Linked DNA regions of Mus musculus: all the other regions are linked to region 3. Evidence: chromatin loops called from intact Hi-C (ENCODE). Cell type or tissue: heart. All regions are shown on one strand.

The links. Hi-C counts contacts between places; a loop is a spot of excess contacts. Peaks named below come from ENCODE experiments on the same cell type or tissue, not always from the same donor. Only the 100,000 strongest peaks of a DNase experiment are listed, where the experiment ranks them.
Region 1: a loop joins it to region 3, with 5 times the contacts of the local background. A loop is called at or near these places in 14 of 42 quality-filtered maps.
Region 2: it touches region 3 in a loop (4-fold over the local background); 20 of 42 quality-filtered maps call a loop at or near these places.
Region 4: it touches region 3 in a loop (2.8-fold over the local background); 24 of 42 quality-filtered maps call a loop at or near these places.
Region 5: a loop joins it to region 3, with 4 times the contacts of the local background. A loop is called at or near these places in 17 of 42 quality-filtered maps.
Region 6: it touches region 3 in a loop (7-fold over the local background); 8 of 42 quality-filtered maps call a loop at or near these places.
Region 7: it touches region 3 in a loop (2.6-fold over the local background); 7 of 42 quality-filtered maps call a loop at or near these places.

Annotation. Positions count from the first base shown.
Region 1 is chr3:65,989,478-65,993,477 of GRCm38, forward strand. It overlaps the pseudogene Gm19024. Among named protein-coding and RNA genes, the nearest start is that of Ccnl1, 33 kb to the left of the region's middle. In heart, a CTCF peak has its summit at 1,715 (motif pointing left); no DNase peak of the experiment used is centred here.
Region 2 is chr3:65,390,363-65,394,362 of GRCm38, forward strand. Ssr3 (signal sequence receptor, gamma) reads right to left here and starts at 2,191. Exons shown (of 5, transcript NM_026155.3): 1 at 2,043-2,191; 2 at 963-1,089. The coding sequence starts at 2,175. It also overlaps the pseudogene Gm5540. In heart, a CTCF peak has its summit at 2,139; a DNase peak (open chromatin) is centred at 2,279; H3K4me3 peaks cover 2,054 bases; H3K27ac peaks cover 1,483 bases.
Region 3 is chr3:65,927,512-65,931,511 of GRCm38, forward strand. Gm35039 (a long non-coding RNA gene) reads right to left here and starts at 767. Exons shown (of 2, transcript XR_375721.3): 1 at 100-767. In heart, CTCF peaks have their summits at 465, 2,179 (motif pointing left) and 2,965 (motif pointing left); DNase peaks (open chromatin) are centred at 360, 1,960, 2,660 and 2,960; H3K4me3 peaks cover 988 bases; H3K27ac peaks cover 2,358 bases.
Region 4 is chr3:65,378,555-65,382,554 of GRCm38, forward strand. Ssr3 (signal sequence receptor, gamma) reads right to left here. Exons shown (of 5, transcript NM_026155.3): 5 at 1,103-3,480. The coding sequence ends at 3,414. Among named protein-coding and RNA genes, the nearest start is that of Ssr3, 12 kb to the right of the region's middle. In heart, CTCF peaks have their summits at 1,801 (motif pointing left) and 2,002; a DNase peak (open chromatin) is centred at 2,737.
Region 5 is chr3:65,866,851-65,870,850 of GRCm38, forward strand. No RefSeq gene overlaps it. Among named protein-coding and RNA genes, the nearest start is that of Gm35039, 59 kb to the right of the region's middle. In heart, a CTCF peak has its summit at 2,287; no DNase peak of the experiment used is centred here; H3K27ac peaks cover 1,150 bases.
Region 6 is chr3:65,315,636-65,319,635 of GRCm38, forward strand. It overlaps Kcnab1 (potassium voltage-gated channel, shaker-related subfamily, beta member 1), which reads left to right. Exons shown (of 14, transcript NM_010597.5): 8 at 3,784-3,870. Among named protein-coding and RNA genes, the nearest start is that of A330015K06Rik, 15 kb to the left of the region's middle. In heart, CTCF peaks have their summits at 2,447 (motif pointing right) and 3,804; no DNase peak of the experiment used is centred here.
Region 7 is chr3:65,361,298-65,365,297 of GRCm38, forward strand. Kcnab1 (potassium voltage-gated channel, shaker-related subfamily, beta member 1) reads left to right here. Exons shown (of 14, transcript NM_010597.5): 12 at 3,305-3,425. Among named protein-coding and RNA genes, the nearest start is that of A730090N16Rik, 14 kb to the left of the region's middle. In heart, a CTCF peak has its summit at 2,397; a DNase peak (open chromatin) is centred at 2,294; H3K27ac peaks cover 816 bases.

The sequences.
Region 1 (4,000 bases), 62 kb after region 3:
CTGTCCATCAGATGTCTAGTAATGGTGAACGTCTTCATATCAGTGTCCCCAGTAATGGTGAAACTGATGAGAGCCCTTTTCACTTCCAGCTTTGACTTAGTGGGAGTTTTCATAGAAGTTATGTTTCAGCAGTAAACTCATTATTTGGAGTAGAAAGTTGCTGCCAGGGTCTGGAGAGATGGCTCAGCAGTTAAGAGCACTGGCTGCTCTTCCAGAGGTCCTGAGTTCAATTCCCAGCAACCACATGGTGGCTCACAACCATCTGTAATGCAGTCCTTTGCCCTCTTCTGGAATGTATGAAGACAGATCACTCATATGCATATAAATAAATAAATAAATAAATATTTTTAAAAAAGAAAGCTTCTGGCAATGTTTTTTAGATTTTATTTATTTTACATGTATGTGTACACTGTAGCTGTCTTCAGACACGCCAGAAGAGCGCATCGGTCCCATTACAGGTGGTTGTGAGCAGCCATGTGGTTGCCAGGAATTAAACTCAGGACCTCTAGAAGAGCAGTCAGTGCTCTTAACCATTAAGCCATTTCTCTAGCCCCAGTTGTTGGCAATTATAAATATACTAGCTACAACATGTTTATAATTTCTAAGAAATTTAATGTTGCCACAATATTTAAAAAATATAGTCCCCATTTAATTTTTTTCCACCGGCCTCCAAAAGTATAGTATTAAAAGATTTAGACTCAAGAGTCTATCAAGGGTCAAATATGATCTTGTTTCTCAAAGATGCCTAGTTTAGCTGGGCATGGTGGTGTAGACCTTTGTTTAACCCTAGCACTCAGGAGGCAAAGGCAGGAGGATCTTTGTGAGTAGAGACCAACCTGATCTACTTAGTGAATTCCAGGATATATATATCTACTATGTAGATATATATTACTATGTAGAAAGACCCTATCTCAAATGAAAATCAAAACAAAAGAAAAACAAACAAACAAACAAACAAACAAAAACACAAAATTTAAAAAACTAATGAATCTATCACTAACACACATCTATAATTTCTAAGAGGATCATAATATCCATTGTAAGGTTGTAGCAACAAGCAGAATTTGCAGCTGCCTTTTGTTCCGTTCCGTTCCTCCCTGGCAATCCCTCTGTCAACAGCCTCCTTTCATCCTTATAGAACTGTGAGTACTGTGCCTCACTGAGTAGCTCCACTAGTCTCCTCCACTCTTTCCCTCCCTCCTAGATTAGAGACCTGTGCTCTGGAAGCCAGGTCTTCCATAATGAGTTACTTCCTAATTTCTGCATAAAACATCCTGCCGTAGCTTCTTGCAAAAGCCCCAGTGTTTCTGTATGTGGCTGTACCGAGGCTGTACAGGGCACAGTATTCATTTATAACTTTTCCTTTCCTTTTAGGTTGGGGTAGGGCAGAAATTAAAGCTTGTGTTCAACTCTTTATCTTGTTATTAATCAGTTTTTGTTTGTTTGTGTGTGAGTGTTTTTGAGATGGGGTTTCTCTGTGTAGCCTTAGCTATCCTAGAACTCACTCTATAGATCAGGCTGGCCTTGAACTCAGAGATCCTCCTGCCTCTGCCTCCCAAGTCCTGGGATTAAAGACATGTACCACCACCGTCTGGCTCAGTATTTTTCTTTAGAGGCACCATAAGTGTATTAAATAAGTCTTATTTTTTCATGTAAATAAATGCTCCGCTGGTTAAGACAACTTAGTATGTAACATACTCGCACCATCTAGTGGCCAATATGAATTTAGCATCACTGGCTTTGAATCAGACAGAAGTCTAAACTTGGAAGAACTAGAAAACATTGTTATCTATGTTTGTGGTGTCTCTGTGAACAATCTTCCCAAGTAGAAGAGTATCATGAGACATAAGTGTGGTGTCACCAGCCTGTTAAACCAGCACTAGGAGATGGAGGCAGGAGAATGCCAAGCAAGTTCCAGGTCAACATGGGCTATATAGTGAGACTGTTTCTAAATCCCAACCCCCAACCAAATCCAATCTCATTGGGTAGCCCAGGCCTTTATTCCCAGCACTTGTGATGCAGCAGAGGCAGGGGGAATCTCTAAGTTGGAAGCCAGCCTGGTTTACAGAGTGAGTTCTAGGACAAACAGGGCTACACAGAGAAACCCCATCTCTCTCTCTCTCTCTCTCTCTCTCTCTCTCTCCCTCCCTCCCTCTCTCTCTCTCTTAAAGAATCATCTCTACTCTGTGACATCTACACTTTCATTTATTTTAGCATCTATTTAATTTTATCTTTTGTTTTGAGGCAAAGTCTTTATGTGCATGTAGTTCAGGTTAGCCTGAAATTTGCCACCCATGTGCCTCTTGCATGTTGGGATGACAAGCCCATGACACTGTGGCTAGCTTCATTTAACTCAGTGGCTATCTGAAAAATATTCCTGTGAGACAGAAGATTATCTTATTATTCTTTTGTGTGGGGAAAGGCAAGCCTCTTCTTCCTTCACAACTGCCTTGTCACTGAAGGAGGATTGTAGTGTGTTCCTGCTTCCTTTGAACTGTGTTGTTTCAGTAGTCCAGAGCCGACCTTTCCTAGGAATGAACCAAAGGGAAATTGGCAGATATGATTAAATTGCTGGACCCAATAAAATGAGAGCGGCTCAAACGTAGCCACAGCTGAGACAAGTCGTTAGGGAATAGCACTGCTGGGTTATTAAGACTCCACGTGACCCAAGTCTCAGTCATTCAGCTTAATTTATTATTTAATTAATTTAATAATAAAAATTTATTTTTATTTTGTTTTATGTGTATAAGTACTTTGCCTACACGTATGTCGGTGCATCATGTGCGTGCCTGGGGCCCGAAGAAGCCAGAGGAGGGTATCAAATGCCCTTGGACAAAAAGTTACAAGTGGCTGCCAGCCACAATGTGGATGCTAAGATTCAAACCTCCATTCTCGAGATAAGTGCTCTGAACTGCTGAGCTATCTCTCCAGCCCCAGCCATTTAGTAAGAAAGCAAAGAAAAACAAAACAAAACCCCAAAAGAATCTAAAGATTTCAGACAGACATTTAAAACGCTTTTCTCTTCACAGGACTCCAAACAGATTTTGTTGGTAGCTGTAGAACCTGCTGTGAATATTTCTGTCTCAGCCCAGCCAACTCCCTGAGAGTCCCCACAGTGTCGAAATATCATGCCGTGTGTGAATCACGAGGGCTTGGGCCAAGTGTAAACCGATTAAGGTTTTAAATAGACAAAATTCGAGCTATGACCTGCTACATAACTTAAGTGTTATCTAGTAAGTAGCCATTAGTCCTCAGAATGATTTTGGTGTCTTCTTTTTCTTTTGTTTAAAGGTTAATTTGCCAACTGTCTTTGAGTCATGAATAAGATGGTTGTCCCCACTCTTGAGTAAAGTGGAATTGAAATATTTTTCACCACAGAAAGCCCTTAACAGCTTGAGATGTGCATAATCCCAGCTTTTGTTCGGGGAGCATCTGCTCATATAACCGACTAACAGAACATCTTGTAGCACCAGTAGATATTTTGCTATAGGGTATGTGTCTAGTAAATTAACGTAAATAGTCCATGAACACAATTCTGCACATTGGTGAACACAGCTTTAAAGAGCAAGCTGCAGTCTCAAGAGCTTGAAGTGCATGAGAAACATGCCAGTTAGCTGCACACTGTGGACAGCAGGTTAGTGTGACAGCAACCGTGATGGAGTGAGAGCAGAAGCCAACACACACAATACCAGGCCACTCTGACTCATCCCATCTTTTCAACAATATAATGACAGAGGAGAGAGATGCTGCTCTGATTACATTTTTTTTTCCTCTGTGTAGCCCTGGCTGTCCTAGAAATCGCTCTGTAGGCCAGGCTGGCCTAGAACTCACAGAGATCTGCCTGACTCTGCCTCTCAAGTATTGGGATTTAAGGTGTGTGCCACCACTGCCCAGTGATACTGTTCAACTTTGAGGCATGAAGCAGTTAAATTGCATGCTCACCAAAGAGATACTGACCACATTGTTGGGATTAGGCTGTGTCTGCTCCAAATTACTCCAT
Region 2 (4,000 bases), 540 kb before region 3:
TGAGTTCAGTTCCCAGCACCTCTATCAGGTGGCTCAGAACTATGTGCAATTCCAGTTCCAGAAATCTATCACTATCTTCTGGCCCCTCAGGCAAGAGACACACCAAACCACAGACACAAACACACAAGCGCAGTTCAAAAGTAAAAGAGTTAATTATTTTTAAAAAAAATAATAATACTTCAAAGAAAAACCTAAAAGGCCCTATTGAACAAATAAGGGAATAGCCTGCTACACCCTCCTGTTTTATTTTTAGGAAAGCAGAGTACACAAGTGCTTAAAACATAAAAATTTACTGAGGTAAAACTTAGGTTTTCCAGGCTGGAGATATGGCTTAGTGGTTAAAGAACACTAACTGCTCTTCTAGAGGTCCTGAGTTCCATTCCCAGCCACCAAATGGTGGCTCATAGAATATATGTAATGGGATCCAATGCTATCTTCTAGTGTGTCTGAAAACAGCTATAGTATACTCATATAAAAATTTTTTAAAAAGAAAGAACTTTGTGTAAAAAAAAAAAAAAACTTGGGTTTTCTTCTCCTAAAGCTAGTAAAATAATTCGTCTTATACGTGATCTTGAAATTCAAGAAATAGGGTTGTCTTCTACAGTGAATAGACTTACAAGATTAAAAAAAAAAAAAAAAAAAGTAACTGGCATTGAAAATGTCAGAGAATTTTTAATTTTTTGCTTCCAAAATTAGTAAATGGGCAGCCTAAAATAATTTCTAGAAAGAAATCCACTGAGTTTCGGAAACATTCATTGATTTAATAGACTTGTTTTTCTGACCAAACCATCAATTGAAGACTGGGAATGAATATTCAAACTCCACCCTCAAAACCTATTTCCACAGAAGTGTCATATGGTTCACGATTAACTACATACACATTTCAAACTAATGCTTATAAATCATGTTTAAGACCCCCTAACATAAAATATGCAGACTGGGGTTGGGTTTAGGGTACTTACTTGTGCTTCAGAACAAATTTTACATTCTTGTACGCGAAGGCTACTAAGTAAGTGCTTACTAAGGTCATCACACTGTAGAGCACAGCAGACTGGATGAGATCCATATGCCATATTCTCCAATACAACCCTGAGATAAGACAAAAGCAAGGGACACACAACATCACTGCCCCATTGCACATGCCAGACTACAGCTAAGCCAGGTAAATGAGAGTCAGTAAATCCCACCCAGTATCCGAAAAACTTCACTAGAGGTGAGATAGACAATAAACTGGGTTTGTCCCAGTTCAGGGCTTTCCCAGTACAGAAAGGTAGGCTGTGGGGATATTGCTAGTCTAGAAATTTCATCTTCTAACTTGAGAACAAACTGGGAGTGGGGATTACAAATAATAACAATTTCACTCATGGAATACTAGGAAGTTAAAACACGGGCCATTTTAAATCAACCGCTGTCCCAAAACTTTGGTTAACTTGCTGACGTGGCTGCTCACTGAAATCCAAACAATGCTTTGTCGGGCCAGTGAACCCAGGGGGCTCCACACCACATTCACTGCAAGCTGAGCTTTTTACAAGGCCAAAATAACAAAGAACTTTTTTTGGACATGATTGGCCTGCAGCACTGCGGCAGTGCGGGTCAGGAGACAGGAAACTCGGAAAACCTGGACTTGGAGACAGTTTTGGCCTTCAAGTGGGCAGTTTCTCATTCAATCGAGAAGGCTCGAGCTGCTCTCTAGGAGTTATTGAAATCCTAAACAAGGCTGATCGCGGACCTCGGGCAAGGCCTAACTTGGCATTCTGCACGTCCAAAGGATGCTCGGGAGTAAGGGGAGGTTTGCCACGGGTCACGCTGCTAATTCAGTGAAGGTTTATCAGTGGCTCCCCCGCCCGGTTCATTAAAGACATCCTAGTGTCCAACAGTGGTGAGGAGAAGGGCAGTGTACCAAAAAGAGATTCCGGGCCAGAACCCGCGCCCGGCTCAGAAGCACGCCGCGAGTGACTTCCCGAGGACGCTGCTCCGGACACTAGGCCTCCCCGCCGCGCCCGCCACGTCCCCGCCGCCACCGCCGCCCGCCCGAAGCTCACAGATGGGGATGGCAGACACGATGAACGCGTTCCCGAAGAACAGCGCCGACGATTTGGCCGACAGGTTGCGGCTGAAATCCTGAAGGAGCAGGTCCTCCTCGGACTGCTGCTTGGAGCCGCCTTTGGGAGCCATGGCCGAGCTGAAGACTGGAGGCCGGGAGCAGGGAGGCAGGGAAGGTTCAGAAGGCCGCGTATCCGCCCGCGACCCGTCAGCGCAACGCGGAGGCGGGACTCCGCAGGGTACGCTGCTTCGGGATTGGCCATCTTGCCGTCGTTTCACAAGCGTCGAGGTACGATTGGGCATGCGAACAAGACTTCCGCATCCTTCAGGGTACGTGGCGCCTCAATGCCACAAAGAATGAAGGGATTTGTAGTTTAGTGTGTAGTTTAGAGCTGCTCTCTAACTCGCCTGCCTCAGTCTCCAGAGACAGGCTTGGATAATCGAAATGAGCAACCATACAAGCAGTACTGTTTTAACTAACTAACCAGCTAGCTAACGAACTAACTAACGTTATTGGTATTTCATTCCACATGTGCACTTTATATTTCTTTTTAAATTTATTACATTGATTGAACAATTGGCTCATTGGTTGATTGATGATTAGTTGATTGATTGATTGGTTGGAGGGCCGTGCCACAACGTTGTCAGAACACAACTTGAGGAAGTTAGTTGTCTACTTTTACTTTCTGGGTCCCAGAGATTGAACCAAATTGTCACGTTTGTGTCTTTACCCTCTGAGCCATCTGCATGGTTTAATTTATTATTATTATTATTATTATTATTATTATTATTATTATTACTATTACATCATTTTAATCAACAAAGCCTCTTAGCCTCTAAAAGACTCTCTCATTACAGTCTTTAGAATTGGAAAATAAAAAAACTCTTGTGGAGTTTTACTCCTGGCCCAGACCCGCGGCGGAAGCGAGCCATGGCTGTCTATCACGGGATGCTGCGCTTCGGGAGGCTGTGTATCGCGAGCCTGGGGGCGCGGGGCCCCCGGACGCTGCTCACTCGCCCTCGGCCGAACTCGAAGTTGCAGAGTGTCCGCGCTCTCAGTTCTGGAATGGTGAACTGCACCAACCCCTTGCCCATTGGAGGCCTCAGCTACATTCAGGGCCACACCGACTCCCATCTTGTGAACACAACTGTGGGCGAGTGCCTTGACGCCACAGCGCAGAGGTTCCCCGACAGAGAGGCTTTGGTTATCCTCCATGAAAACATCAGGCTGAACTTTGCGCAGCTCAAGGAGGAGGTGGACAAAGCTGCTTCTGGTCTTCTGAGCATTGGCCTCCGCAAGGGTGACCGGCTGGGCATGCAGGGACCCAACTCCTATGCCTGGGTACTTATTCAGCTGGCTACTGCCCAGGCAGGCATCATCCTGGTGTCTGTGAACCCAGCCTACCAGTCCTCAGAACTGGAATATGTCCTCAGAAAGGTAGGCTGCAAAGGTATTGTGTTTCCCAAACAATTCAAGACCCAGCAGTACTACGACATCCTGAAGCAGGTCTGTCCTGAGCTGGAAAAGGCTCAGCCAGGGGCCTTGAAGAGTGAGAGACTCCCAGACCTGACTACAGTCATCTCCGTGGATGCCCCTCTGCCGGGGACCCTGCTCCTGGATAACATCGTGGCAGCCGGTGGCAAGGAACAGAACCTAGCCCAGCTGCGGTACAACCAGCGGTTCTTGTCCTGCTACGACCCCATCAACATCCAGTTCACCTCGGGGACAACTGGAAACCCCAAGGGGGCCACTCTTTCCCACCACAACATCGTAAACAACTCCATGCTGATAGGCCAGCGTCTGAAGATGCCCACAAAGACTGCAGAGGAGTTGCGCGTGGTCCTGCCCAGTCCCCTGTACCACTGCCTGGGCTCCGTGGGGGGCACAATGGTGTCTATGATGCATGGTGCCACTCTCCTCCTGTCTTTTCCAAGCTTCAATGGCAAGAAGGCATTG
Region 3 (4,000 bases):
TGCCTTCGACCTCACAGGCCCTGGAAAGGTGCTCCAGTTCCCACAGAGCCCTTCCAGCTCCTTCCATCTCCGTTTTTCTGGGTAGCGTTCTTGGCTTACCAGCGAGAGCTCTAGGTTATTAAGCAGGAACACGGCGCTTCCTGTTTCTGCCCTCCAGCGTTGTTCAGCATGGTGGCTCTCCCTGGGATTTGACAAACCCCTCCCAGGTTCTTTCCAGTGCCAGTGCGAGGAGTCCAAGATCATCTCCAAGTCCCCCTTGAATTCTGGATGCTGCCGCCCTCTGAGGCCTCACTTAGAAGCTGACTCAGCTGCAGGAGGCTGGGCTAGTGCCTGACTGCCTGCCCTCCCAGGAAGGTGCTGAGCCCACAGCCTGAGGAATGCCCAGGCCGTCTGCCAAGAGTTCCTTCCTTTTTCATGATCCAGTTCCTTCGTTCCTCATCTCCCAGTCTTGAACTACACTCAACAGTCCCCTGCGGGCAGCGGTGGCAGTGTGGAGGTGGCAGGGAACTGAACTGTGTCTCCAGCCCAGTATCCCTGGGACAGTTCCTCCCCAGCGGGACCTGCCTGGTTAGATCAGCCCTAGGTCATCCTGCTTGACCCTGAGCAGAGGTAGTGTCCATTGGTGACAGTCACCTCTGACCCATGAGGATGATTGACAGTGTTTAAGATGCCATCGACCTCAATTTTCTAGGCCTCTAGCTGAAGGCTCTCCACCTGCCTCAGGCCTGGCTCTATTTTTGCCACCAACTCCTTCCTCCCAGAACTTTTTTGGCTCCTTCTTAAAAAAAAAAAGAAAGAAATGGGTCTGGAGAGATAGTTCATTGGTTAAGAGCGCTTGTTGCTCTTGCAGAAGACCCAGGTTTGATTCCCAGCACCCACATGGGTGGCTCACAGCCATCTGTAACTCCAGTTTCAGGGGTCCCGGCATCTTTTGGCCTCCAGGGCACTACATATATGTGGTACACCGTCATACATGCACACAAACCACATGCACACATTTTTTTTTAATTAAAAAAATTAAAACAAACTAGACAAGGTTGCGTCTTGCTGTATCTACTTCAGAATTAGTTGACATTTTATGCTTCCCCCTAAGGAAACAAACAATACTGCTCTTATTTTTTCCTTGTAGATTTAACATCCCCTTCACTTTCTCAGAATGAAATTGAGCGCCAGTTATCTGTACAGTAAGAAAGCTCCTCATAGTGTGCAGAGTCCAGCAAGGACTTTGCCCTTCTTCCTGGTTTTCCTCTCTCCTGGGTGTGTGTGCCCCTGAGAGAAGGGTAGGGGGAGAATGACACTCAGGAGAGGGAAAGTGGGGGCAGGAGGCACACACACACACACACACAGTGCCGACCTATTGTTCCTGAGGTGCTGGCTACACTCATTGGGGCAGCACCCTGGATATTCCTCCCAGGGGGCCAGAAAACTGCTTCCCCAAGATCAGATCATTTAGTGCCTGTGTTTTGTCTTCTGGCCTTTTCTTCTTCAATAATAGCCTTTCCTGATTATTCAGTCTGTGCACCGTGTATTCCTCCCTGTTCCCTTAGCAAAGAGAATTGCCCTTTGTGCTCAGCTCCTGGGGGAGGGAACTGAGTGAATCTCCCACCTGCTCAGGGTCAAAGAAAGCTTGGCCCCAGGGAGGCAGGGTGAGGGGTCTGAGTCTAGAATACAATCTCCTCTGGTGAAGTGTAAAAGACAGAGCTAAGCTGTGGGGCCCTTGAAGCTACAGCTTGCGGGGAGGGGGGGGGGCATGGAAGGACTGAACTAGGCGACCATTGCAAAAACTACCGCTGTCCTCCTGGTTTCTGCCCTCATCTATTTTACAGTACCTGGTTTATCCAAGGCTCTGAGAGATGAGTTTCCCAGGAGGAGCCAGGATCCCGGTGGGCTCCGCCTCTGCCACTCTGTGACCTCATATGACACTGACCCTCCCAGGGTAAGCCTCCCTCCCCTGGCCCCCGGGGTGGGGTAAGAACTCCTGCCCCACCCTCCAGTTTCCTGGGCCTGATGTGAGAAGCAAACCCAACAGAGTGAGGAAACGTTGTGTGAAGCCAAAGCTCTTTGTGAGTCAGAGGTGGAGTCTCCTGTCTTTCCCCATAGTTTACCAGCCACCTCCCCCACACACACCCAACTACCCACAAGCATCTGGTGACCGCGTGCTGTCCCCTAGTGGCCAAACTGCACCCAATTCATTTCAGTGAAAGTCATACGAAAAAGTAAATTCGTTGTGAAAAAGAATAACAAATAAAAAACGACAGAAACGAGCCCAAGATGCAGTCAAAAAGCTCAGAAGATCACCAGGTGATCTTAAACCTAAGACTGAAGACTAGGAGAGCTCGCCCTTCCTGGCCAGCTCCCAGCTGCTGCCCTCTAGGCTAAGCCTGGGGGAAGCCTTCAGACACCAGGCAGGGGCCTTCCCCAGTACGGTCCACACTTCCCCAAGACAAGATCAAGAAACGGGGGAGAAATGAAAGTTAGTGGCTGCTCTTCCTCAGCTCTTTCAAAGTCCCCCAAGAATACAAAACACTTGGCGTGTATCCTTTTCTCTGTTGATATTGAGACATCAGTTGTCTGGAGAGGCGCTCCAGTAGATCAGAACTAAATGAGCCATGTGTTCTGGGCGCTCTGAGAGAGCTTCCTCGGATGTGATCTCGCTGGCTGCTCACAGCCTCGAGGTAGGACTGCCTCGTGTGAACCTGGGCGGTCACATGCATGCTGGGGAGGGAAGAACCTTCTTCCCTATGCTCCTTCGCTTGCTCCGTGTGCTGTGCTGGGATGAGAAGAGGCTGCAGGGTGGAGAGGAAAACGTACCACAAAACAACGACAATAACAACAACAACAACCAAAACCAAAAAACAAACAAACAAACAAAAAACCACACAACAAAACAAAACACAAACAACAAAACCCACAGCCTTTTCCTTCATACCTGTGCAATAATCTTGTCAACAGTCGCCCTCTAGTGTCGGTGAATGTAACTGACCTGCTCACGTGCTTTCCCTTCTCTGCAATAGATTTACAGTGAATCAAGCGCTTCTCCTCTCACCTCCTCTTCCCTCTGCTCCCCCCCCCTTTCCCGTTCCTTCCTCTCCCCCCTCATTCTCTCCCCCACCCAGTTTTTTTTTTTTCCTGTTGGTGATGGTGGTAGGGTGGTGGTGGTGGTGTTTTTTAAGTACGGAGGGAAGTAAGGTCTCATTATATAGTTCACATGGGCTTTGAATTTGCCTCAGCCTCGAGAGGGCTACGACCACAAGAGTGCACCACCCTGCCTGGAACAGTCATGCAACCGATTCCCAGCTTTAAAACTCTATTTCCGGCCTAATGACTACAACAGGCTCTACATCTCCTGTCCTGAGCAGATGGCATAATGGGCTTCAGATGCCCACAACAGATCAGGGAGGATCTTGTCAACTTGGTGCCAAGTAGTGCATGGCTTTCATAATACCGGCAAGCAGCGCACAGGACAGGCACAGAGGCCCCAGGGACTCACAAAACCACGAACAAGCCATTGTATCACCTGTTCCAGGCCTGGGTTCCTGAGGACTCCTGTTCAACCCTCTGATGTTATTGAAAAAAAAAATTAATCTCAATCAGGGGCCTTTGATTATTCAATTCCCAGGTAGAAGACACACATGAACTTTAATTTATAATAAGCCTTTATCAGCACTAAAGCTGGGCAGATATCTACCCTCAATGCTATTAGAATCTACTTTCCTATCGATAACCCCTGGTTCTTACTTTGTTCCATCTGGGTTTCTCTTAACTCCGATTGCATAGCCCCCACGGCCATGATTTTAAGATCCTTACCCCATAGCATCTTCTCTCCACCTTCCTATCTCCCTCATGGTTCTCCTCCAACCTCAAGCCTGGGACCCCCTAAGCCCTGCCTATCTCAGTTCTGCCCAGCCATAGGCTGTAGGCATCTTTATTCACCAATCAGGAATTACTTGGGGGGCAAGGTCACATAGCACCAGGTGGGACTATGTGCACACTCTCTCAT
Region 4 (4,000 bases), 550 kb before region 3:
GGCCAGCTTGGACTGCACTTACAAGAAAACTAAAAAATGTTTTGCAAACTCCTTTCCTTTCAGTGGATTTTGGAAAACTGCACACTAAAGTTGAAGGTTCTCAAACCCTCTTGAAAGCAGCTGCAAATTTAAACCAAACATGGGCAACACTAGTTAGCTGTGGAAGCAGCCAATTTGGACATATCTACCAAGGTAAACTGAGTAATGCATTTCAGTTTTACCCTTATGAAGAAAAGCTTCATTTACTAATTTCCTCTTCAAAACTCCATGGCAAAAAACTAGTCATACTGGTCTCAAGCAAGACAAATACAAACTACAAACTCTGGGCCTGGATTCCTACTTCAGGAACTGATAGAAACATCATAGACTGCCAAATATCATTCAAGCACACAGCAACAGCACTGCTTCAAGGAACCTAAGTGGCAAAGCCACTACTTGCATAACAAGGAACTCAGGTCAGGACAGATAAAGAAACTGACCCAAACTGCTAGTTCATTACAACCCATAGTCCCTGTATGCTAGCCCACAGCTCTTTAAAGACTTTTTTCTTTATAGGGCTGTTTTTACACTCAATTATATGAGGGTTTTTTTGTTGTTGTTGTTGTTGTTGTTGTTTTTAGAGACAACCTACTCCACGAAATAGTCTCTGATCTTCATGTATACATGATGACACACTTGCCCTGCTACCCCAATTTTCTCTACCTCAGCTATTGTGCATGTGTCCGAGTATCTACCCGCACAATAATATAAAATTAAAATTAAATAAAATGAAAGACCCGCCCAATCTCCTATTAACTACCCTAAGACTTCAAAATAGGTGGGAAATAAACGATATGCTGGTATTCTTCATACATGCACACGTGTACATTCATACAAATCCTTCCTAACATAATGCCTGGTAGGAAGGCCCAGCAGGCACACAGCAGCACACTAGGGCAGGGACGGACTGTTCCTTCCTGTAACTGTGCTACGCCTGTCACTGTCTCAGACATCTGGCCAGAGACTTCAACAGGGCACTTACACGTGTAGGAAAGAGGTCTAATATAAAGTGTGTAATAAATACTCTTATGGTTCACATAAAGAATTACAGAAAAACAAAACACATTTTTAAAAACAAAGTTTAATCATACTTATTAATAACAAGACTTTTTTTAAAATGCAGAGTATAAATTCCACTTCCATCATTTCAGTTAACTTCAAATTATCCTTTCCAAATTAAAACAATATATCAAACAGTACAAGTTGTATATTTAATCCAAGACTTCTATTAAGTTATAAATGAGTAAATCGTGAAATAAAAATTCTTAACACTAAGAGTCTACCTATCACACATATGAGAAAGGAAAGAATGTGAGCACTCTGAATGTCCTATTTTACTGGTGTGATGTATGGGGTCTTTTTATGGTACAAACTCTGCCTGCCACAGATTTCACTGTCTTACTGAACACTTCGTAATCCTATGTGCAATGTTCAATGGTGGAGAAGAGGCTAGAGAGGAGGGGCCACACTTCTAAGTACAAAGGGCTGATACACTGGCTGCATGACTTCACACACAGAAATGTGGTAGCACAGAGTTAGAGAACATGTTCAGAGTTAAAAACAAAGACAGTCGCAGGAAACAGTCAAGACAGAAGAAAACTGCATAATCACTCTCCCAACAAACTTTTGGTTACTACTTAAAATTAAAAATTTGAGGCTGACATCCCGATTTCTTGAGCTTCTGACCATACTGTCAGATAAAGATAAAGGTGGTGACTTTCTCCCCAGCTACACAGGCACCGCCACCTAGTGGCAAGTTCACAGCAGTCACTTAGAAGGAGTTTGGTTTAGCTTTGGTAACATGATGGTTTATCAAATTATCATTTTACCAGCCAAATACTGATTAAAATAAAACAACAAAACAGCCTACCTCATATGTGTTACTGAAATGTACTTTGCTTTGAATCCCTTCTCATTTCCCCATTCATTCCACATTACCTGGAAATGACACTCAGGTAACAATGTATCACTGAAAAGAACTGAACACTTGGAGATAAAATGATTCTCCAGGCAGACAGTAAGGAGTAACATGACTATACAAGTGCACTCCTCTTGAGTTCCCTAAGTAGCACAGACCACAGAAACATCTACCAGCACAGAAACAGCTCTACTCCTTGTAAATATCTTTAAAGTTAAAAATAGAGTCATATGTTCCTCTTAAGTTTACAAGCAGAAACTAGATATTAGTAATATTTCCCTTTACAGAAAGTTCTTGGGTGTGGTGAACGGCAAATAGGAATATGAAATCAGTGATCATAGTGCTGCACTTTGCAAACTGTGAAGTCATTGCATACAAAATCAGAATCTGTACATAATGAGTGGGGAAAAGACATGGGGGGGTGGGGGTTATGACCACACAACATGAGGCTACTCTTTGCTAGACCCCCCCAAAAATGTATGTGATCAGCACTTCACAATTAAAAGGAACCTTGAGCAAACGGGGCTAAGTTTATTAAAGTCCTCATGGAAAAATGCTGACAACCATTTTAAACCACTGTAAATTCTTTGGAGAGCCCAAAGAATTCCAGGGTTACGTTCACAAAAATTCTTTTGGTCTCTCATGTGTCAATAATCACAGTAGAAATACTCTCTCACTTAATATTCTGCCTGTGGTGCGAAAGCCTGGTCATAGACACAATGATCCCAGTGACTTCGCACATCAAACCAACATGGCAGGGTCAAGCTGACCTCCCGGCCACCCAGGGCCAAAGCCATACAGCTGAACAGTGTGTGCTTTGGCCTCACAGGCCAACACTCATAGGCCTGGGTACTATTTTTAGGTAACTACCTTGGCTGCCTTTCTTTTAAAAAAAAAAAAAAAAAGATTCTGCAAGTTTCCCTCCCTCAAATTGGAGAGGCCCTGTAATTTACAATTAACTTTGAGTTATTATAAATTACAAATTTGAAGCCTTGTTAAAAAGAAAATGAGGCTTCTGTTTAATTCCTTAGGAAGAGGATTCACTCTAAGATTTACAGTTCGAAAAGTTGTAATATTGTGCTTGGAACACAGAGAACCAGTTATTAACTTCTTCCTCCTATTATAAATAATAACAGCTCAGTCCAGGTTACCATGACCTCTGACAGATGTAGGAAACAAGTTATTTTCTCCTCGTGATTACAGCACATTGCAAGACTCCTTGCCTTTTAATAAAATGCCCTGGTACTCTGAGTTTCCCTTTCAATTCATTTAATTTCAGCAATCTGTCAAAAACAGCCAATAAACAAACACTGAATTACATTCTACTGCATTTTTAAACCCTGAAGCTCCAGACTATAAAAACAACTTATGTGTCTCCCAACCTGGCCACCCTGATGCTTTCCCATATACCACAGGCCACCCCGAGATACAAAGGCAGAGGGCCAAGCTACATGGTCTATTTGGAGCCAGTAGACAAGAGGGCGATGAGTCCAGATGAAGCACTTATGGACAAAATGTAGTTTCTGTAAGATTTAATGTTAAGGAAAAAAAATGAGACCCCCTAAATTAGGTTTTTAACAATAAGACTTTTCCTTATTGACACAAATATGTAGATGTAGTTGGACTGTCAGTAAACACAATCTACAGCATGGGAGGCTATAAACATGACAAAATACCTACAAGCAATATGCTTCAATACTGAAAAGACACTTGGGACAAACTTAAAACAAATAATAACAAAGAACACATCCTAGTTCCATGTAACCCTCATGGAAGAACTGGTCAAAGAGCATGCAGACAAGCAAAATAGTAAAGGGGAAACCTCTAGTCAATCAGCGTGCTGCTACCAGTCAGCCTATAAGGCAAGGAGGTTCTGAAGGTTCCTGGCTACTTAGAGACTGAGCAAACCATGTTGGGGGCACTCTGGCAAGGTCCACCAGTATTCCCAAAAGATGAGTTGGAAAGTGTCTGATATTTCATTACACCATAAGCTCTGATTATTAAAAAGTCTGGCTGTGCTTTTCTGGATAATACCTTTGATAA
Region 5 (4,000 bases), 61 kb before region 3:
ACCCCCATGGCTCTTGCCTTCCTCGGACTTACAAAATAGAAAAAACAATCTTGGTCAAATAGGCACACAAATTAACATAACATCCCAACGTGTGAATGAATGTGTGTGTGGTGTGTGGAGGAGGGTGGACTGATTTAATAGGGGAAGCCGGGAAAGTCTTTGAGGAGTGAGTAAGATGAAATCTGGAAAAGCAATAGGATTAACGAGGTCCCGAAAACCATGTTTATCCTCTGGAGTGGCAGGACCTGTGTCCTCAAGGCCATGAAAGACAAAAGTGTAACCAGAGGTAGACAGCAAAGACGGTACTGGGATGTACCAGGCTGTACACAGGACACGGTGAGACAGGCAGTAAGATGCAATGTGTGTTTCAGAAAGACTGCCCTGCCTGCTCTGTGGAGAAAGGCCAGGGAAGGGTCATGGGCAAGTGTAGTTAAGCTGTTTTGGAAACTGTTTGTTACAGGCAGGTGTGCACTAGGAAAAGAAGCAATGTTGGGTGATAGAACAGGCAGATCGCCAATGTGGTTCACGCCTGTATGTTCTGCCAATAGCCTTCCAGTGAGCCCCTGCCTTCCGGCCCTAGCTTTCCTCACTTGCGGTTTGTGCCTAAAGACGTCCATTGAGCTTGTTCCTATGGACGCCGTCATATTTTCTTTCAAGCTTTCTCTAAAAATGAGTGTTTGTGATGCCTGAGCTATTTCAACTCCAAGGTTACAGTCTGAAATGATGTCAAGTCCGATTATAGAAGTGCCGACCTTCAAACGCTAACTGAGGGGCAGCATCAGATTCTGAGGGCTTTGCAGCCCTTCAGGCTACCTCTGTAGGTCAGTGTTTAAAATGATGAATTGCCCAGGTAACCAATGGAGGCTTCTCCCAGATGCTTCAAGCACAGTGCGTGAGTGTGGAACTAGATACCAGATCCTAGCATCCTCATTCTGGAGAATAACCATCGCTCTATTCCAGTAACGGTGTCCTAACATGGTGCTATACTAGACAGCAGGGCGCACGAGCTGATGGAGTCGTCTGCCTTCCAGGAACTGTCAAAACGGATGCTTGTCGATGTGGTTCCTCATGTGCTAATGTGGGTACTAAGTTCTTGAACCTCTCAAGCTATGAGATAAATCAACTTATTTCATTATAAAGCACCCAGACCCTAGCATTTTGTGACAATAATACAATATGGATTAAGGCACCTAACAACAAAAATAATACAGGTAGGCAGTTGCGCTTAGTGTTAAGCAGAGGCAAAGGGCCATTAAGACCCCAGACTGGACAGATCGGTGCCCTGTACTGAGAGGTTCTTCGGGGGGAGCACATTTGAGGCAGGTGCCAAGTCGGAATCTATTCTCTGGAGAAGAAAAAAAAGCTGTTCATTTCAGAGAGAAGGAAAACTCCTATAAAGACATCCGAGGAAAAGGCAGGGCCAAAAGGAGTCGTGGGAGCATTACAGAGTCTGAGGCAGGTAAGGTTAGCATTCCGGTGGGCTCAGTATGGGATCACTTTTGGGGGAGTACCCTGTATTAATTGTCTATTGCTACAAATCACTCCCAAACTGAAGAGCTTAAGATCACTACCTCATGATTTCTGGGTCTCTGGCGTCCAGCCCTTGCTTAGTGATCGTCTGGCTCAGGATGAGGTGTCAGAACAAAGTCAACTTATGGTTCTACTGAGTGAGGATCACTTTCCAGGCCAACCATGCGTGCTTGGTTATAAACATCAGCCTCTTACAACACGGCTCTATCCATATGATAGCTCACATCACCCAGTGGGGCATCCCACTCAAGAGGAAGCTGTATGGGAGTCGATAATAGCAAAGGATGGCTACTGGGGGCCATTTTAGAGGCTGTGAGTCTGTACGGTTCATGTACCAGGAGTCATTTAAGGTCTCCTCTCAGCCCTATCCCATCCTATATAAACTACAGAGAGAAATGTATGATTTCACTGTGTATTAGCTAGTGTTTGTTGATGGGTACATACTGGTCCCTATGAGTTTCCAGGAGCAGTGTGCTTTGTTTCATATATCTTGCTCAGGATTTTATACAACCCACTTGGCACTCACACTGTTATTATGAAATAGCCCCCCAAAAAGGAACCTGTGTGGGTAGAGATAGGCTGGAAGGTAGGACGGCAGAGAAGGAGGTAAGCGGAACCCCAAACTGAATAAAGAAAGAAAAAAAAAGGTCATATGCCAATTGCAATAAGTAAAGAATCTGAGTGGAATCTGGTTGACAGATCACACACGATGCCAGCTTGCCACCGCTTGGCAGCGCCCATGGTTTTCCCACATACAACTGAAAATAGCTAGCATTCGTCCTGAGGGAGTGCTACTAAAATAAGCAACAATGGGAGCCTCACCTCACTGCTCATTCAAGCTGAAAGCAGTCTGCAATTATTTTGCTGAAATTAGATACGAATTAAGTTGCCACTTCCGGAACTTTCTCTTGTACTATATTACCAAAAAGAAGAGAAAAAGCTCTCATATAGTTTAGATCTTGCTTTTTTTAAAAAAAATAAAAATGAACTCTCATAGAATAATACCATGGCAGATTACTGATCGTAGTCTCCTATGAGACCTAATCCCTCCACAAGCCAGGTTTCCTGGTTTCTCGATCTGCATTGAGTTTCTATGGATGCAAAGGGGCAGACCAGTAGAAAGGATTAGGAATAGGAATCACGAACTCACATTTGAGATGTGCAGTGTGTCCCAGGTAGAATTAGGAGCATTTGTGGAGTTGGCCCCTGGGTGCCTGTGGATAGCCCTGCTCCTTCTTCATTACAGTACTCCAAAAGTGTGCTTTGGTTTGCACCCATTTGAACAGGAAGTCCTGCATTTGAAAAACAAACCAAACATAATAATGGTAGTTTGGGGATTTCTCTCACATGACTAGGAATAGCGACATACAGATAATACAGAGGCTGAGATCTGTGCTGAGGAAGAGCCTCTGGATTCTGCCGTCACCTTCAGGAAACCATCTTTTCACTTGCCTCCTAAACAGGCAGAGCAGATGTCTAAGAGCTGAGCTGGACGCTGTGACTCTCTGGTTCCTGGGGTGGGAATTCCTTGCCACGGCAGCCCAGTTCCTGTTACCTTGGCAGAAGTCAAGGATTACTTTCCTCTCATTGATGGAACAGTTAGTCATGGATGAGGCATATTGGAAGCTTCCAAATCTTGCCTCTCCCTCTCACGCACCCTACATATCCCCACCCTAGTCCTTACTCTGATCTAGGAAATCTTAGAAACGACATATTAAGTGAAGATTTTCCAGGGTAACCTTCCTTTCTGGCGAAGTTTTTGGCGTTTGTGACATTTGTATGTATACACCCCCATAATCCTTAGACGAAAAACCGTTAAATGCTCACATAAGCAAGTCTTCAGAAGACGAATCTCTTGTACCTCATTTAACTTTTAAGATTATTCTCAATGTCTCTTTTTCCAGATATTTTAGGATTTAGGAGGAAAATGAAATTAGTTGAAACAAATCAAGGTAAGCTGGGTGATGAGAAATGAATTGATGTCTGCAAAGATTTCCCGTGCTGCTCACAATCTCTCTAGAGTGCCTCTCCTCTAAGGTGTAGGAAGCTCTGCTCCTTATCTGTTGACAGAAAACACAGGCTGGGGTCCATTCTGCCCAGAGCAGCAACATTCCTGGGACCTCATCCTTTTTCATACTTACCATGGGGGTAAAAAGCTCTGTATAAAGATGGAGTAATTGAAATCGCAACAGAACACCCTTAACAATCAAGAGTACCTCTGCTCAGGCTCAGGCTGCACTTCAGCCTGTGTCACCCGGGACTTGTTCCCAGAAGCAGAACTGACCTACAATTTGGGCTTCATACAGGAAGAAAGAGCCCATGTTACCAAGATGCACAAATTCAGAACGTGGATACCTCATTTGTTGTCACTAGGAAAGTTTTCAGTTAGCGTCTTTTCCCTTTCCCAGTTCAACAAATAAAATGCTTCCATTCTGCACTCTCTCTCCTCTCTTGTCACCTGGCCTGTTTC
Region 6 (4,000 bases), 610 kb before region 3:
AAAGCTTTTTGTTACTATCTTTTTTAGGAAATACATTAATATCGTCATACATTTTTATGTATATACAAACCTATGTGTGAATCATGCTTATTCCTATAAAACCAGTTTTTAATATACTTTATTTATTAAATGTGTTCTTTGATAACGCATTTTATACGAATGCATTGCATAATACATTCGGGTTACTCTCTCTTCCTCCTCTCCCATCTTCCTCTTCCTCTGTCTAACTCCCTTCTAGCTGCAAGTCGCTTTCTCAAATTCTGGTCCTTTTGTTTTGTTTTGTTTTGTTTTGTTTTGTGACACCCTGAGTTTCACTAAGGCAGTCATGGGATAATGTGTGAGTCACACATGGGTATACAATGAAATATAATGGCTGAGCCTCTCCCAGAGTCCACTAGTAGCCAATAGTTCAGTAGGGAGGGGTAGGGCCCACGAGCCCCTCCCTTATCCATGTTTAACTGATGTCAAGGCGAGTGTTATACAAGACAGCCTCAGCTGCTGGGAAATCACAGTTGCATTGATCGTGGCATACCCAGAAATTAGCCTTTCACAGCCTTTCCGGCTCTTGTATACTTTCTGACCCTTCTGTCTATAACGATCCTGGAGCATCAGAGAGGAGGTAGAGATGTCCTGTTCAGGCCTGAGCACTAGACTGTCACTTTTTCTCAGCATGTTATTATATTTTTATAAGTTTTATCTCTTAAAATTTATGCATATGTATTTGTGTCTGTGTGAGTAGATGCCACATGTGCAGGGAAGAAGAGTCAAGGTCAGAAAGGAGCTAGAGTTACAGGCTATAGATGCCACCCAACTCTGCTAGGAATTGAACTGGGGTCCCTGGTAGAGAAGAAAAGACTTATTAGCTGCCGAAGCCATCTTTCCATCCCCTTGTTACTTTTAGTAAATGTTTAACTCTAGGATTCCGAAACCCTCACTGAAACCCCAAACCTGAGTATCTCTTCTTTTCATGATGTTCTGAGACCCTGCGAGCTTTCCTCATTCCTTTTCACTTTCTTCCTCCTGGATATATTCAAATATCTTGACTTCAAGTTCACTGCCCCTGCTGTTAGGTGGATTCTCTGTGGATGCTGTCAGTTCCCTCTTCATCTGCTCTGCATTTCAGCTCCAGGAGTTGTTACAGGTTCTAAAAATGATTTTACTTTCTGTAGCAAGGTTTCCTGGTGATTACTCAATTGTTTCTCCAGAGATTTTATTTTGTTGTTGTTATGGTTGTTGTCTGCTTTTATTTCTCATTTTCAAGACAGGGTTTGTCTGTGTAGCCCTGGCTGTCCTGGAGCTCCCTCTGTAGACCAGGCTGGCCTTGAACTTAGATATTTGTCTGCTTCTACATCTCAAGTGCTGGAAAAAGGGTGTGCTCCCACCACCACCACCCAGATTCTCTTGTGCTTTTAAGGATCATGTTTCAGTAGGTTATTTCTAATGTATTATCCACCCCTGGACCAGTTCTGGCATACATATACATATACATGTACATATACATATTTTTTGAGATTATAATTATGTCACTTCCTCCTACCCTTTCCTCCCTTCAAACCCTCCTATACATCTTTCCTTGCTTTCTTCCAAATGCATGGCTTCTATTTTTCATTATTTGTTGTCACAAATATATACATACACACATACATACATACATGCACACATACACACAGAGACACATGCATGCATACATATACACATGGACACACACATATATACATGGATATACACAGACATACAGACACACACAAACATACACATATATACATATACACACATATATATGTATATACATATACACACACAGAGACACACATACACAGACATAGATACACAAACACATACACAGACATACAGACACAGACACACACGCACACATACACATACATGCATACATACACACACATACACAAACACACAGACACATGCACATACACATATATATAGTCTTACATTCATAAATACAACCTACATAATGTTACTTTTATGTACATTTTCAGGGCTGTCCATTTGGTATTAGATAACCAATTGGTGTGTTCTTTCTTGAGAAAGACTATTTCTCCAACTCTTGCTTGACCATTACACAAAACAGGATCTCATTAACTCAGACAAGCTTCTAAGTTGCAATCCTCCTGCCTCAACATACTTAGTGCTGGAAGTACAGCCATGTGTCACCATGCTCAGCTTCTCTGTATCTTCTTGAAGTTCACGACTTTCCATCAAATAACTGTTTTGAATTCTTGTCCAAGAGGCCAACATATCCACCACCTCATCATCGGCTTTTGACATCTCAGCTCCCTGGAAGCTCTCGATGCTTGTTAGTATCTGACAGCATCCATGCACTGAAGCATTCGGCGTGTATTCCAGCTGTCACTACTTGGCTTTAATGGTGCCTGGCCTGGGAATTCTAAGAAGGTCGTTCTGGAGCCTGTATTTATTGCCCACGGTTGCAACACTAGAGGGCGCTAGTCCCAGTAAATTCAAAACTAGTGCTGCTATTCTGCTATCCCTAGCTTAGGTTTGTTGCAATTGGTACCGCTGTATGTGGTAGATTAGGGGACTGCCTAGATAAGGTGATCCAATCTCAGGACCGAACACCTCATCTACAATCACTAGCCTGCAGTCAGGAACAACAGGGTTCTAAGCAGCCCTGAGCCTTACCACAAGGGATGCAGCTCAAAAGGCCAGGTTTGGGTGCCTCTCTGGAGCCCTTAGGTTCCTGAGTCCAGTGTAACTATGTTTCCATGGCCTGTCTGGTGATGTCGTCCCTTTGGCTGGACACCACTGCAGCCAGGTACAGGCAATGCAAACTGGAATTTTATGTGACATCCAGGCTTTTCTGCATGGGTGTTGTTCATGGGAAGAATCTACAGCCCCAGCACTGAGTTTCAAGTAAAAGTTCTATACCTCTTTCCATCATACGTTACTTGCAAATAAAATGTCTTTGAACTTGCTGCCTGAGATTGAAGGTGAATAGTGGAGGTAATCCCTTGGCTAACAAGATTGGTGTTAAGTAGTGTCATACCTGATGCTACAACCTTTAGAACTGGTATACTGGCTGAGTTAGCAATTGTGTAAGTGAGAACCCGGGTCCAGCTCACCAATGTCAGAGATGCTTGCCTAGCTCTGGGGTGGATCCAGAGACTCTCTGTGAAGATTAGCCTGGGAGCAAGGGCAGGGTGGAGGAGTCTACTCAGTACTGAATTTCACCCTAGTGAGAGGTTGGTTCAAGTCTCCCTCCCCTCCCAAAAAGTGTCTCTCTCTAGGCCATTTGCTCTCAACCTTTGATCCAAGTGACCCTTTTACAGGGGTCGCCTAAGGCCATCGGAAAACACAGATATTTAGGTTACAATTTATAACAGTGAAAAAATAATCTTATGGTTGTGGGTCACCATAGCATAAAGAACTGTATTAGGAGCACTGGGAATGGTGAGAGCCTCTGTGGTTCTCTAGGCTGTTTGATTCTTGGATTTGGAGGGTTTCCCTCCGGCTTGCTCAAACATCATTTTCCATTATTATACTAAAACCCAGACACTATCATCTTTCTTCTGGTTTAACTCTTGTGAAGGTTAGTCATATGGAAATAACTCCAACTGATGTTTCTGAAGGTAAGCAATTGCTGCTATCGTCTTGCTGTGCCCTGTTCAAGAGGACTCTTGTAATTAACTCAGTGTTTGTTTTTAAGTAAATTCTTGAAAGAAATCAAACTCAAGCACTTTCTAAGTGTGGTCCTATTTGGACTTCTTGGGCCTTTGGTTATATTCTGTTTTCTGCTTCTGCTGCTAGGACTGAAAGGCTCCCTCCAGAGGCTGCAACTGGAATACGTGGATGTGGTCTTTGCAAATCGCCCAGACAGCAACACTCCCATGGAAGGTGAGTAAAAGAATCTAATAAGAAAAAGAGGCTACAGAATTGCTGGACCTAGCCTGAAGACTGTTTCTACTACAGTAAGTAATGAAGTATGTTCAGATTGTTAAGCTAGAATTTAAAAAAATAAAACCTT
Region 7 (4,000 bases), 570 kb before region 3:
CACCCACGCACAGTCCTAATGTAGGTCTTTCCTTCCCAGGTTTACTGCGGGACTCAACTTGGGTGCTTTCATTTGCTCCTTCTTCTCAGCAACTCACCCTTGTGGTTAGCTGTCCTTCTAAAGGACCCATTTTAAAATGCGATCGTGACCTCTCAGTTACTGCTTACAGGATAAATCCCGAATCCTCTTAGAATCTAAGTCAAGTCTACTTTTCTGTTCTTGTCTTTACAGCCCCATGTCATTTGACTTTCTACCCAAATGCACTGCACTCTTTCCTTGGCTTCCCCGGGTGTTTTCACTCTCCTGTAGTCCTTCCATCTTAGTCTTAAGAACAAAGCTTCTTGCTTGATACAGTTACTGAGTTGTAAGTGCTTCCCTCTCTTTATCCCATCAACATTTCTTACACAGGCCTCAAGTTCTCGGGCTGCCAGTGACAGACCTCAACGTGAACAATGTCATCCTAAGAACTGCACTGTCACAATGACAGTCCTTGAGGATAGAGAGGAGCTGGGCTCAGTAGACCTGTCAGAGATGGTTTTTCTTTCTTCAAACCAGAAAACAATGACCACAGTTAGGCAATGTTCAACCTGTGAGACCAACAACAGTAGCCAAAAGAGAAAACATTGATCAGCTCAGCCATATATGGCTTTGTTAGATAAAATGAAGGTGCTATGAGCATGGCTTGTAACAAAATCACTGAAGCAGGAAGGTCACTCAGCTACAAAACACTTAAGTTCCTAAATAATGACTTGTGGATGATTCTCATATGGAGCAACAGAACCCGCAGCACTGTGCCAACCAGATGGCAACCGTATTTGCCACCAACCTTCCTAAAAACACTTTCATATTTAATTAATATTTTAATTATACTTCATCTCTCCCACTGTTAGCATTTTCCCCTTTGAACAGAAATTGAAGCTGTTTCTTAAAACAACAACAAAACCATTGTTTCCTTTGGAATTAAGAATGTGTAAACACTTTTGTAAAACCCTAACTCCCTATATATTCTACTGATTAGGCCAACAGTGAAGTTTACAATATTGAGAGTGATAAGACAGGGATTCAATAAGTAAATGTTTATGTATGTACGTGTGGGCACACACATACACTGTGCACATGTACTGGTCAGAACACAACCTCTGGTGTCAGTCTTCACCTCCCATAGTGTAAGGAAGGGTCTCTTTTTGTTGCTCACTGCTACACACATCAGGCTGGCTGGTCCACGGTTCCCGGAATTCACCTGCCTCTGCCACCCTTTTCACTGCAGAAGTGCTGCAGTTACAGGCACACACTATCATCCCCAGTTTTGCATGGTGCAGCGGATCCAAACTCCAGTCTTCTGTCTTGTAAGGCAAGCAGTGTACCTACTGAGCCATGTCTCCAGGTCAGTCCTCCTTATTTTTAGAAGTCTTCCGATATGGTTGATTTAAGTGCATATCACACACACACACAGTGTTTCAATCTTAAGAAAAAGAACTTACTACATATATTTCAAAAATAGAGTAAACAAATCAAACTTTTTTTTTTTTTTTTTTTTTTTTGGCTTTTCGAGACAGGGTTTCTCTGTGTAGCCCTGGCTGTCCTGGAACTCACTTTGTAGACTAGGCTAGATTTCGAACTCAGAAATCTGCCTGCCTCTGCCTCCCAAGTGCTTCGATTAAAGTCGTGCAGCACCACGCCCTGCTCAAATCAAACATTCTTAATGTGCCTGATACATATTGAAATCTCAAAAACTCTACTTTTTAAAAGTGTTGAAAAGCATTGGTCTACTACTTTCTCATTTTGTGTTTGAGTCATAATCAGAGATGCAGCTTTCCTGAAAGAACATGAAATTTAAGTAAAGGTTGATGATATTTTCCCACTTAAAGCATCTGTAGCCATTCAGGGATGTCTGACATAGGTAGTGCCCAGGTTTAAGAAGGCTGCCTGGGACCTGATCATACGCTTGTAGTTCACAGCCATCCACCCCATCACCATTGGCCCCAGCTGTCATCTCTGGAGATGTCACTTCAGGCACCTTTCCTCTGGAAAAACCAGAGACTTCTCAAGGCTGAAGCTGGGAACGCCTTGGCCATTTTCCCAAGCAAAGTCCCAAGTGAGGGGCCAGCCTATAAGCCTTGGATATCTAAGAGCAGACAGAACTAGGGCAACTTGCCCTTTGGTTTTCACATCTGTAAAATTATTCCAAAAATCACAATAAAACATAATGTGGTTATCCTTTTCTTTGGTGATGAAAAAATACTTAATAAAACAAAAGCCAGCAGTCTATTGAAATCATGTGGGAGGAGTTCCTATGGCGCACTGCCAACTCTGGAGCTTCCTGCTCCCTCTGGGAAGGTCCATCTCCATGGTTGCAAGGAAAAGAAGTCTTACCCTGTGGCTGTTGCTAGTCAGTGCTAGCCTTGTACATCAGGGATGTAATTTCCATCTTCTGTAGGAGCAGAGCCTTCTGCAAAGAAGGGCAGTGGAAAACCCTGACTGGCTTTTCATACTGAGGGAAGTAAACTCATTCACTGGGCTACAGGGTCATGCTCAATCCATTCCCATGTTTAAAGAGTAGTTTCCTGGGTTGCCCTTTAAACAAATACTCTATTGATTCTAATTTGTGGCATTAAAACAAACCACAAGAGGAAGTCAACACAAAGTCCCCATAATAATATTATTATTGTAAATATTGTAATTATCGTATCATGGTATTAAGGAGCTGGCGAGATGGCTCAGTGATGAAGAACACGTGCTACTCTTGCAGAGAACCTCTCTTCAGTTCCCAGAACCCATAGTGGACGACTCTCAACTGCCTGTAACTCCAGCTCTTACAGCCCTAACATCCTCTTATTGTCTCCAAGGCCACGTACACATATATGCACATACACACATATAAAATATCTTTAAATAACAATGAGATTTGGGGTGAAATAAGGCAACAGGGAGAACAGTTACAACAATAATGCAAAGCTATGATATTTCAGGGGAGCCAGCTCTCTGAACAGAAAGCTGAACCTATGTGTGTATACATGGGTGTGTCTGTGTGTACCTGTGTGCACTCATGCATGTGTACACGTGTGCCACATGAGAGCAGGTGCCCTTGGAGGCCAGAAAAGGCATTAGACCTCCGGGAGCTAGAGTTACAGGAGGTTGTGAACTGCCTGATGTTCATGCTGGAACTCAAACTCAGGTCCACTGAAAGAGCAGTAAACAGTCTTAACTGGTGAGAGCCATCTCTCCAGCCCCACCTGAGTTCTTATATTTTATTGATTTAACATCCCATTCATATAAGACTTATGTGTGTTATCATAATTTCCAGTGCTACCAGTGGTTGAAGGAAAGAATCGTAAGTGAAGAAGGGAGAAAACAGCAAAACAAGCTGAAAGACCTCTCTCCAATCGCTGAGCGCCTGGGGTGCACGCTACCTCAGCTGGCTGTGGGTAAGAAACTACGAGGGGATGGCAGACCAGGCTCTGCATTAGGGGGTTACTTTCACTGATATGACTAAAAAAGCATACTTTTCTATGGTTGACCCACACCCTGTCATGGTAAAATGTCTACCATAGGGACAGGCTAACCTCAGAAGCATCAAATTCTGGTACACAAAACAGAGAAAGGGGATTATTCGAGGTTTCCCAGAATTTTCTATATGCTACATTCTTTTTCTTTCCTTTCTTCCTTATAAGACAGCTGCATGAGAATATATCAGTGAAAATACAGAGAGAGAGACAGACAGACAGAGACAGACAGAGACAGAGAGAGAGAACACAAGTATGAGAGTACAAGAGAGAAAAAGAGGGAAAGAGGGAGAAAAGAAGAGAAAGAAAGGAGAAAGGAAACAAAGTTGGGTGGGTAGACAGCTAGAGAGGATCTGGTAAGACTTGCAGGAGGAGGCAAATGATAAACATTATATAAAAAATAATTTAAATATATACACATCTCCAGTGTCTGAGGTAAATTGTGTCACTACACAATGACATCCATTTCTTCTGGCTCAGGTTCCTCCCCCTGTTGA